Regions from separate parts of the Homo sapiens genome. Here all the other regions are linked to region 3. A link is a contact called in ENCODE Hi-C or POLR2A ChIA-PET data. All regions are on one chromosome and are shown on one strand. The core of a region is the stretch at or near the end of the contact, and the rest is flanking DNA. Distances in the headings are between cores, read along the strand shown. Region 1 overlaps MLLT1 (MLLT1 super elongation complex subunit). Region 2 overlaps RFX2 (regulatory factor X2). Region 3 overlaps ACSBG2 (acyl-CoA synthetase bubblegum family member 2).

Region 1 (2,700 bases), core at 15-2,514, 83 kb after region 3:
TCATCTCAGATGACCCCTCTCCCCATCTGACAGCAGCTCTCTCTGCCCCTCTCGGTTTTGCCAAGCACACCAAGCCAGAAACGCAGGACTACTTGGCAGCCAGCACTGGCATGAAAGCGACAAAGGTGAGAGCTAAAAGGATTGCCAAGGAAATTAAGTCACATCAAATGATGCCTCAGAGAAGAGCTCCTGAGTCCAGCTGCTGATCTTGGCTAATGCCTCAAAACAAAGCAAGACAAAAATCAACCATGCTAAAGTCTGCTGGGAACGTAAAGCGGGAACGTGGCGGGGTCACCAAGCGGTAAAGCTGAAAGAGACCCCGAGAGCCAGTCCCAGCCCGAGCAGGGCCATGCATGTCAGTGGGGGCCCCCACCCCGGGAAGGCTCGGGGAGGCCGGCAGCCCCCGGCCCCTGCCCTGCCCAGGACCAGGGCATCAAAGCCTCCCAGGTCAGCTCTGCAGCCCCTCCCGAGGCCCTCACCCTGCCTCCTAACTGACTCCAGGGCACAGACAAGCACTTCCTGTTTGGCAGCCACTGAATTCCTTCTGGGAGAGATGGAGCCAGGTCTGCATTATAATGTCACTGACCTACTCCAGAACATCATGGGACAGGCGTGGGACAGGCACCTGGCTGGGGCTTCTGAAGCCACGGCCACAGAGCTTACGCCCAAAGAGGCAGGTGAACCCAGAGGACTCGACCCCTTATGCAGGATCTAACAGCAAATGCCACCATGTCACCCCCAGCGGATGAGCAGCTCTGCCCACCCAGCTCACCTCCCTCACACTCGCCCCAGCCCCGCTTCATCACCTGGACTCTGCCTTTCAAACAGCTGCCCCTCCCCCTAGAAGGGACCACCCCATCCTCTCAGCCTCACATAAGAAGAAGTCAATCGGCCGGGCACGGTGGCTCACGCCTGTAATCCCAGCACTTTGGGAGACCGAGGCAGGTGGATCACGAGGTCAGGAAACCGAGACCATCCTGGCTAACACGGTGAAACCCCCTCTCTACTAAAAATACAAAAAAATTAGCCAGGCATGGTGGCGGGCGCCTGTAGTCCCAGCCACTCGGGAGGCTGAGGTAGGAGAAAGGTGTGAACCCAGGAGGCAGGGCTTGCAGTGAGCCGAGATCACGCCACTGCACTCCAGCCTGGGTGACAGAGCAAGACTCCACCTCAAAAAAAAAAAAAAAAAAAAAAGAAGTCAATCTCGCTTCTTAAGAGAACCCAACCGACCCTTTCTAACTGGGTCCCCGTGACACACTCATAGCACCCAGCCCCTGGGCTTCCTGGAACTCATTCTGATGGGTCACTTCCTCTCCCGTGTGTCTGCCGTCTCTTGCCCTGTCAGTCTGTGAACTCCACAAGAGAGGGGAACGTGTTCACTTGGTCTTCACTGGGCCTAGACTTGGTAAATATCTGACACATGAAGAAATCCATGAAACTCCAGCAAAGAATGGAAGAAAAGCAATTCCTCCTCCTCACTGTAAACGAACATTAAAAAAAAAAAAACCCTCATTTGCGAAGAATAAATGACAAGGGCCTCCCTTACTAGATACCCACTACCCTTTGACAGTCTCCCCCGCCTCTCTCAACAGTGGGCTTGGTGCATGCCGCCAGCGGACAGCGAAAACAGAGGCATGGGCCTCAAGTGTGGCAAAGGGTTTCAGACACAAAACCAGAAGCACTCGCCAGAAAAACAACAGTAAGACGTCCATCAAAATAAAAAACGTTTGCTAGACAAAAATATACTATTAAGAGAATGAGAAGATAAGCCACAGACTTGGAGAAAATATTTGCAACTCATATACCAAGTACAGGACTTGTATCCAGAGTATATACAGAACTCTTAAAACTCAACAACAAGAAAACAGCTAACCCAATTTTTTTTAATGAGAGGGAAGGGCAAAATTCTGAACAGATACTTTACCAAAGAGAATATATGGGTTGCAAATAAGCACATGAAAACGATGCTCATTACCGTCGGCCGTCAGGGAGATGCAAATCAAAACCTAACCAGGTACCACTTCACACCCACTAGGACAGACGGCTATAATCAAAAAGGCAGAAAATGAGTTGCTGGTGAGGATGTAGAAAAATCAGAACCCTCATACCCGGCTGGGGGGGAATGTAAAATGGCACAGCTGCTGAAAAACAGTCTGGCAGTTACTCAAAAAGTTAAATAAAGAACGGGGCCAGGTGTGTTGGCTCACGCCTATAATCTCAACACTCTGGGAGGCTGAGGCAGGAGGATCACTTGAGGCTGGGGGTTTGAGCTCAGCCTTAGCAACATAGTGAGACTCTCTAACAAAAAAAAATTTTTTTAAATCTTTTCTTTTTTTCCTTTCTTTCTTTCTTTCTTTCTTTCTTCCATCTTTCCTTTCTTTCTTTCTTTTTTTTTTTTTTTAAAGAGATGGGGTTTCACCATGTTGCCCAGGCTGGTCTCAACCTCCTGAGCTCAAACAATCCTTCCACCTCGGCCTCCCAAAGTGCTGGGATTACAGGTATAAGCCGCCGTGCCCAGCCCTTAAAAAAGTTTTTTTAATAACTCACCGGATGTGAGGGCCGGGCACAGTGGCTCACGCCTGTAAACTCAGCACTTTGGGAGGCCGAGGTGGGCGGATCACGAGGTCAGGAGATCGAGACCATCCTGGCTAACATGGTGAAACCCCGTCTCTACTAAAAATACAAAAAAATTAGCCGGGC
Region 2 (2,700 bases), core at 73-2,572, 73 kb before region 3:
GTGTCTCCCCTTTGACAGTAATGGATGCATCCACGCACACGGCTCATTCCTGTTTTCAGTGATGCGCTTCCTTACTATTATTTGCAAAGGGAATTTGTCTGTTCTGACCACACAACTCTACAGAGATACAAACATCACATGGGCACCTCTGCCTTTTCTGTTTACTACTAACGTAGATTGTCATGTAATTTTTGCCCTTCCATGCCTGTTCTTCTGAGGAGAAATTCCCAGTGTTGAGCAGATTTTGAAAGAGATCCAGACTGATGAAAGATTAAAAACCACTGGGCTACAGCAGTATGTCTTTTTTTTTTTAATCTTTTAAAACTTAAATTCACAAATTTGAGGACTCCAATTCAGACGAGCTTCGTTGTATAAACCAGGCAGATCTGTGGTCTTTAGAAGAAAGTGACAGAATCAGTTCACTTCCTGGGTGGGGACTGAGCACAGGCAGATGGTCGCAGCGGGTCAGAAGCCACAAGCTGCAGAGACAGACTCATGATAGACAGGGCGACAGGCATAACCTTCACAGGGGCGAAGCGAGACGCACACCCGTCTCCAGCAGGGAGCCACAGTCCACAGGTGGCTACTCCTCCCTCCCACTGCCCTGTATTTAGGAATTCAAACAGCCTGGGAAGGGACTGTGCTGATAATTGGCTCTGCTTTCAAAGAACACTTAGGAGATAATTAACCCACAGTCCACCAAGCCCAGGAATTGAGGATCGAGGATCAGAGGAAGCCCAGGAGGGAGATGCCTGCCAGAGGCGAGTAAAGGGACTTAGAGAGAAGTGCAGTTTTTTCTAGCATCCACCCATCCAACCCAAGGAAGCCCATCTGATTTACCACATCTAGCCAGTGACCTTGATCAGTTCCACAGCCAGGCATTAAGGCGAGTCCCCACTAACTTTCTCACCTCAGAGAAGCCCGATTCCAATTCTAGCCCCTCCCTGGACTCTGTCAGTAATTCCTAGCAATGCCTTCACTCTAAAAAATCCAGCTACAACAAAAGATTCAGATGCTGCAGAATTTATTTTGATTTGGAGGTTTCAGCTCCAAATCAAAGGGCTGATATCATGGAAATAGCTTTTTTGACAGCTAAACAGAAATTATTTTCCTTGATTAGCCATGGCACATTCGCCCTTCTTAGGTGGACAGCGTGTTTTGATACGAAGGTGATGGGTTACAGGTGCTGGGTTTCTCCACATGGGCAGTTTCTCCCCAGGAGTCTCACTCCTTACATCATCATCTAGAGCAGTAATTAATTTCAGAAACCACTCCTGGCTGCCATAAGCTGCACACCCACTTCCAGAACTGGCTTAACCCGCCAGGAAGCCACAGTCCTCAAGGGACAGTCACCCAGAGCTGCATGTTGGTGAGTCAGAGACGAGAACAAAGAGGAAGCAATGACCCCTGAACACAGAGCCCTTCCCAGCCCAGAGTGCTGCTCTAAGCCTAACCCAGGCTGGCCAGGGCCTGAAAGACAAAGAAGAATGCCACAGAGAAGGGCCAGGGCACTACAGCTTTTTTTTTTTTTTTTTTTTTTTTTGAGACGGAGTTTCACTTTTGTTGCCCAGGCTGGACAGCAGTGGCGTGATCTCGGCTCACTGCAACCTCCGCCTCCCGCGATTCTCCTGCCTCAGCCTCCTGAGTGGCTAGTATTACAGGCATGTGCCACCATGCCCCGCTAATTCTGTATTTTTAGTAGAGATGGGGTTTCTCCCTGTTGGTCAGACTGGTCTCGAACTCTCGACCTCAGGTGATCCACCCGCCTCAGCCTCCCAAAGTGCTGGGATTCCAGGCTTGAGTCACCATGCCAGCCCAGCATTTTTTTTTAAAGGCACAGTTCTCATAGGTATAAGAAGGCAACGAAATTCATCCTGCAAGATGGATGTAGCCAAAGACTCTTCTTTAATTACAACAAACTGGAGAAGATAACAAAGTAAATATTATTCCTCTCTCTCTTAGAGAAAGCAAAAATATGTTAAACACCATTGAAGAGCCTAAGGGGTTTTATAAACCTCAAAATCAGCATCACATTCATATACACATGAGTACTAGTCACATATAGCCAAGTAATGTGCGTTAGACCAGGGGGTGGCAAGCTTTTTTTGTAAAATGTGGAATAGTAAATATTTTAGGTTTTGCAGGTCAAGCGCTCGCTGTCAAGATGACTCAACCCCATCCATTGTAGGGTGAAATGACTGTGGCTGTGTGCCAATAAAACTTTATTTATGGTTCCAGTTTTAGTATATTTGCTGCTGAAGCAAGCACAATTTATGGACACTGAAATGTGAATTTCAGATAATTTTGTATGTCCTAAAATATTCTTCTTTTGATTTTTCCAACTACTTAAAAATGTAGGAAAAAAGCATTCTTAGTTCATGGGCTGTACAAAAACAGGCAGTGAGTTGGATTTAGCCCATGGGCTAGTTTGCCCACTCTGTATTAGACTCAGATGTTTGGACTCATGTCTTTAAAACAGAGCCTAAAATAACTCCAAATAAATAAAAGGGCAGGTATCAAATAGCCCATGTAATGACAAATAACCACGCTAGAAATCTGCGTCCAGCAGGTCAGGGACACTCTGGGGGTGAAGACCAACACTCCTGTCCTGTCTCCATCTCAGTGGCGGAGGATGTGGGGTTTTGGGCAGTCTCTGAAAAGGGAGTGTGCACGGGCAGGAGCTGGAGCAATGTCACAGGG
Region 3 (2,700 bases), core at 75-2,574:
TATAAAAATCTCGCAGGGGCCGGGCGTGGTGGCTCATGCCTGTAATCCCAGCACTTTGGGAGGCTGAGGTGGGCGGATCACGAGGTCAGGAGATCGAGACCATCCTGGCTAACACAGTGAAACCCCATCTCTACTAAAACTACAAAAAATTAGCCAAGCATGGTGGCGGGCGCCTGTAGTCCCAGCTACTCGGGAGGCTGAGGCAGGAGAATGGCATGAACCCAGGAGGCGGAGCTTGGAGTGAGCTGAGATAGCGCCACTGCACTCTAGCCTAGGTGACTGAGTGAGACTCCGTCTCAAAAAAAAAAAAAAAGAAAGAAAGAAAAGAAAAAAGAATCCCGCAGGTCACCTGAACCTTACCGTGCTAGGTATGGGTAGAGGGCTCTGCACTTGTCCAGGTTCCAGCCAACTTCATGAAGGATTTTTATTGCCTGACTCCGAGTAAAAGGTTAGCTAAATCTGGGCTGCAAGGTGCAAAGTCCTGGAAAAGGAAGAGCCATGAGGGACTTCTTTTAGCTCATCAACCAAGATCCACAATTCTGTGTAGCATAATTTGGTCAGAGATGTGTTGTCTCGGGCAGACTATTGTCATCCTCTACCGACACTGTTGGAAGCTACTGATATGGACTACAAAGAATCCAGGAGTCCTGAAACCAAGTCATTTGGAGTCAGTCAAGACCAATAGCAGCATTTTATAGTGTGGGCAGGGGAAGAAAAGAGGCTGGAGGCTGGGCACAGTGGCTCACGCCTGTAATCCCAGCACTTTGGGAGGCCGAGGCGGGGGGATCACCTGGGGTCAGGAGTTCGAGACCAGCCTGGCCAATACGGTGAAACCCCGGCTCTACTAAAAATACAAAAATTAGCTGGGCATGGTGGCACATGCCTGCAATCCCAGATACTCAGGAGGCTGAGGTGGGAGAATGGCTTCAACCCGGGAGGCGGAGGTTGCAGTGAGCCGAGATTGGGCCAATGCACTCCAGCCTGGGCGACAGAGCAAGACTGTGTCTCAAAAAAAAAAAAAGAGGCTAGAGTTGCTGGAGAGAGCTTACTTAGGACATCTAACCCAGCTTTAGTCTTTCCCAGGGCTGGGTTGCCATGAAGCCCACAGGGAACTTTCTTTCAGATTCCACAGAGCAGCCTAGAGCCCCTAAAAGCGATCATCCAGTACAGACTGCCAATGAAGAAGAACAACAACTTGTACTCTGTAAGTGTGGGAGGTGGGCACTGGGGAAAGGGGAGGGCGGGGCCTTGCAAGAAAAGTGGGCGTGGCCTAAGTGGAAGGTGAGCAGAGGGAGGAGGTCGGACCTGGCAAGGGTGGGAACTCTCAAAGGAAGTAGGTGGGGACTCTCAAAGGAAGTGAAAGGTGAGGAAAGGAAGTGGGTGGGGCCTTGTGAGGAAAGTGGGTGTGACCTTTCAAAGGACGTGAAATGTGAGCAGAGGGAGGGGGTGTGACCTTACAAGGGAAGTGGGTGTGGCCTTTCAAAGAAAGTGGGAGGTAAGCAGAGATGGAATGGGGCCTCACAAATGTGGTAGGTGGGGGTTTGCAAAGGGATGTGGGTGGGGCTTCATAAATGTAGTGGGTGGGGCTTTGCAAAGGGAAGTGGATGTGGCCTTTGCAAAGGGAAATGGGAGGTGAGCAATGCGTGGGGGCCTAGCAAAAGGACGTAGGCGGGACCTTTGGGACGCATTTTTCCCTTCTGGCATGAAGGGACTGATTAATGAACAGTGTCTGTTCTGGCTAATTACTGCTGGGCAACAAATCACCACCAAAACTGGTGGCTAAAAAAAATCAGTCATTTTGTTATTAATTTTTTCCCAAGAACATTAAGATAATTAAACAATATACTAAAAAGTTGAAAATTATGTTAAAACTAACAACATTAAGTTTAAATATTTTATTTATACCCAAGCCAAAATTTGTTATAACAATGACTAAGACAACCAATTAGAATTGCAGACTTCTCAGGAGATCGAGACCATCCTGGTCAACATGGTGAAACACCGTCTCTACTAAAAATACAAAAATTAGCTGGGCATGGTGGTACGTGCCTGTAGTCCCAGCTACTCAGGAGGTTGAGGCAGGAGAATCGCTTGAACCCGGGAGGCGGAGGTTCCAGTGAGCCGAGATCACACCACTGCACTCCAGCCTGGCAACAGAGTGAGACTCTGTCTCAAAAAAAAAAAAAAAAAAAGGCCGGGCGCCAGTGGCTCACACCTGTAATCCCAGCACTTTGGGAGGCCGAGGCAGGCGGATCACGAGGTCAGAAGATCGAGACCATCCTGGCTAACACGGTGAAACCCCGTCTCTATTGAAAATACAAAAAAATTATCCAGGCGTGGTGGTGGGCGCCTGTAGTCCCAGCTACTCGGGAGGCTGAGACAGGAGAATGGCGTGAACCCAGGAGGCGGAGCTTGCAGTGAGCTGAGATCGCGCCACTGCACTCCAGCCTGGGCAACAGAGCAAGACTCCGTCTCAAAAAAAAAAAAAAAAAAAAAATTACAAACTTTTTAGAGGTTCAAAGTGACCACTACAGCAACAGTCTTAAGTCTCGGATAACTTAAAAGACTACTTTGTTAGCAATAACACTTACAGCAGGGTTTCTCAACCTCCTTGCTGTTGACATTTGGGGCAGGTAATTCTCTAAGGAGCTGTCCGACGCCCTGTAGGATGTTGAGCTGCATTGCTGGCCTCCACTCACT

Evidence for each region. Hi-C counts contacts between places; a loop is a spot of excess contacts on that map. ChIA-PET counts read pairs that join two places held with the same protein, here RNA polymerase II (POLR2A). Pooled maps may share reads with other maps.
Region 1: a pooled map shows a loop between it and region 3 (4-fold over the local background). The contact joins two enhancer-like sites. A Hi-C loop is called at or near these places in 4 of 50 pooled maps. POLR2A ChIA-PET finds 5 or more read pairs at or near these places in 2 of 52 experiments (GM10248 and activated naive CD8-positive, alpha-beta T cell).
Region 2: a pooled map shows a loop between it and region 3 (4-fold over the local background). The contact joins two enhancer-like sites. A Hi-C loop is called at or near these places in 3 of 50 pooled maps. POLR2A ChIA-PET finds 5 or more read pairs at or near these places in 4 of 52 experiments (A549, activated B cell, activated CD4-positive, alpha-beta T cell and 1 more).

Annotation. Positions count from the first base shown.
Region 1 is chr19:6,242,872-6,245,571 of GRCh38, forward strand. All of the region lies in intron 3 of MLLT1 (MLLT1 super elongation complex subunit), which reads right to left. Among named protein-coding and RNA genes, the nearest start is that of MLLT1, 36 kb to the right of the region's middle. RefSeq lists an enhancer at 628-1,342. Within about 2 kb of position 1,265, at least 9 of the 41 ENCODE cell types and tissues checked have a DNase peak (open chromatin) inside an H3K27ac peak, as active enhancers do.
Region 2 is chr19:6,086,694-6,089,393 of GRCh38, forward strand. All of the region lies in intron 1 of RFX2 (regulatory factor X2), which reads right to left. Among named protein-coding and RNA genes, the nearest start is that of RFX2, 22 kb to the right of the region's middle. RefSeq lists enhancers at 87-588, 510-579, 589-1,088. Within about 2 kb of position 1,323, at least 33 of the 41 ENCODE cell types and tissues checked have a DNase peak (open chromatin) inside an H3K27ac peak, as active enhancers do.
Region 3 is chr19:6,160,092-6,162,791 of GRCh38, forward strand. It overlaps ACSBG2 (acyl-CoA synthetase bubblegum family member 2), which reads left to right. Exons shown (of 15, transcript NM_030924.5): 6 at 1,124-1,204. All of the region lies in intron 2 of LOC105372255 (a long non-coding RNA gene), which reads right to left. Among named protein-coding and RNA genes, the nearest start is that of ACSBG2, 26 kb to the left of the region's middle. RefSeq lists a silencer at 1,394-1,453. Within about 2 kb of position 1,325, at least 4 of the 41 ENCODE cell types and tissues checked have a DNase peak (open chromatin) inside an H3K27ac peak, as active enhancers do.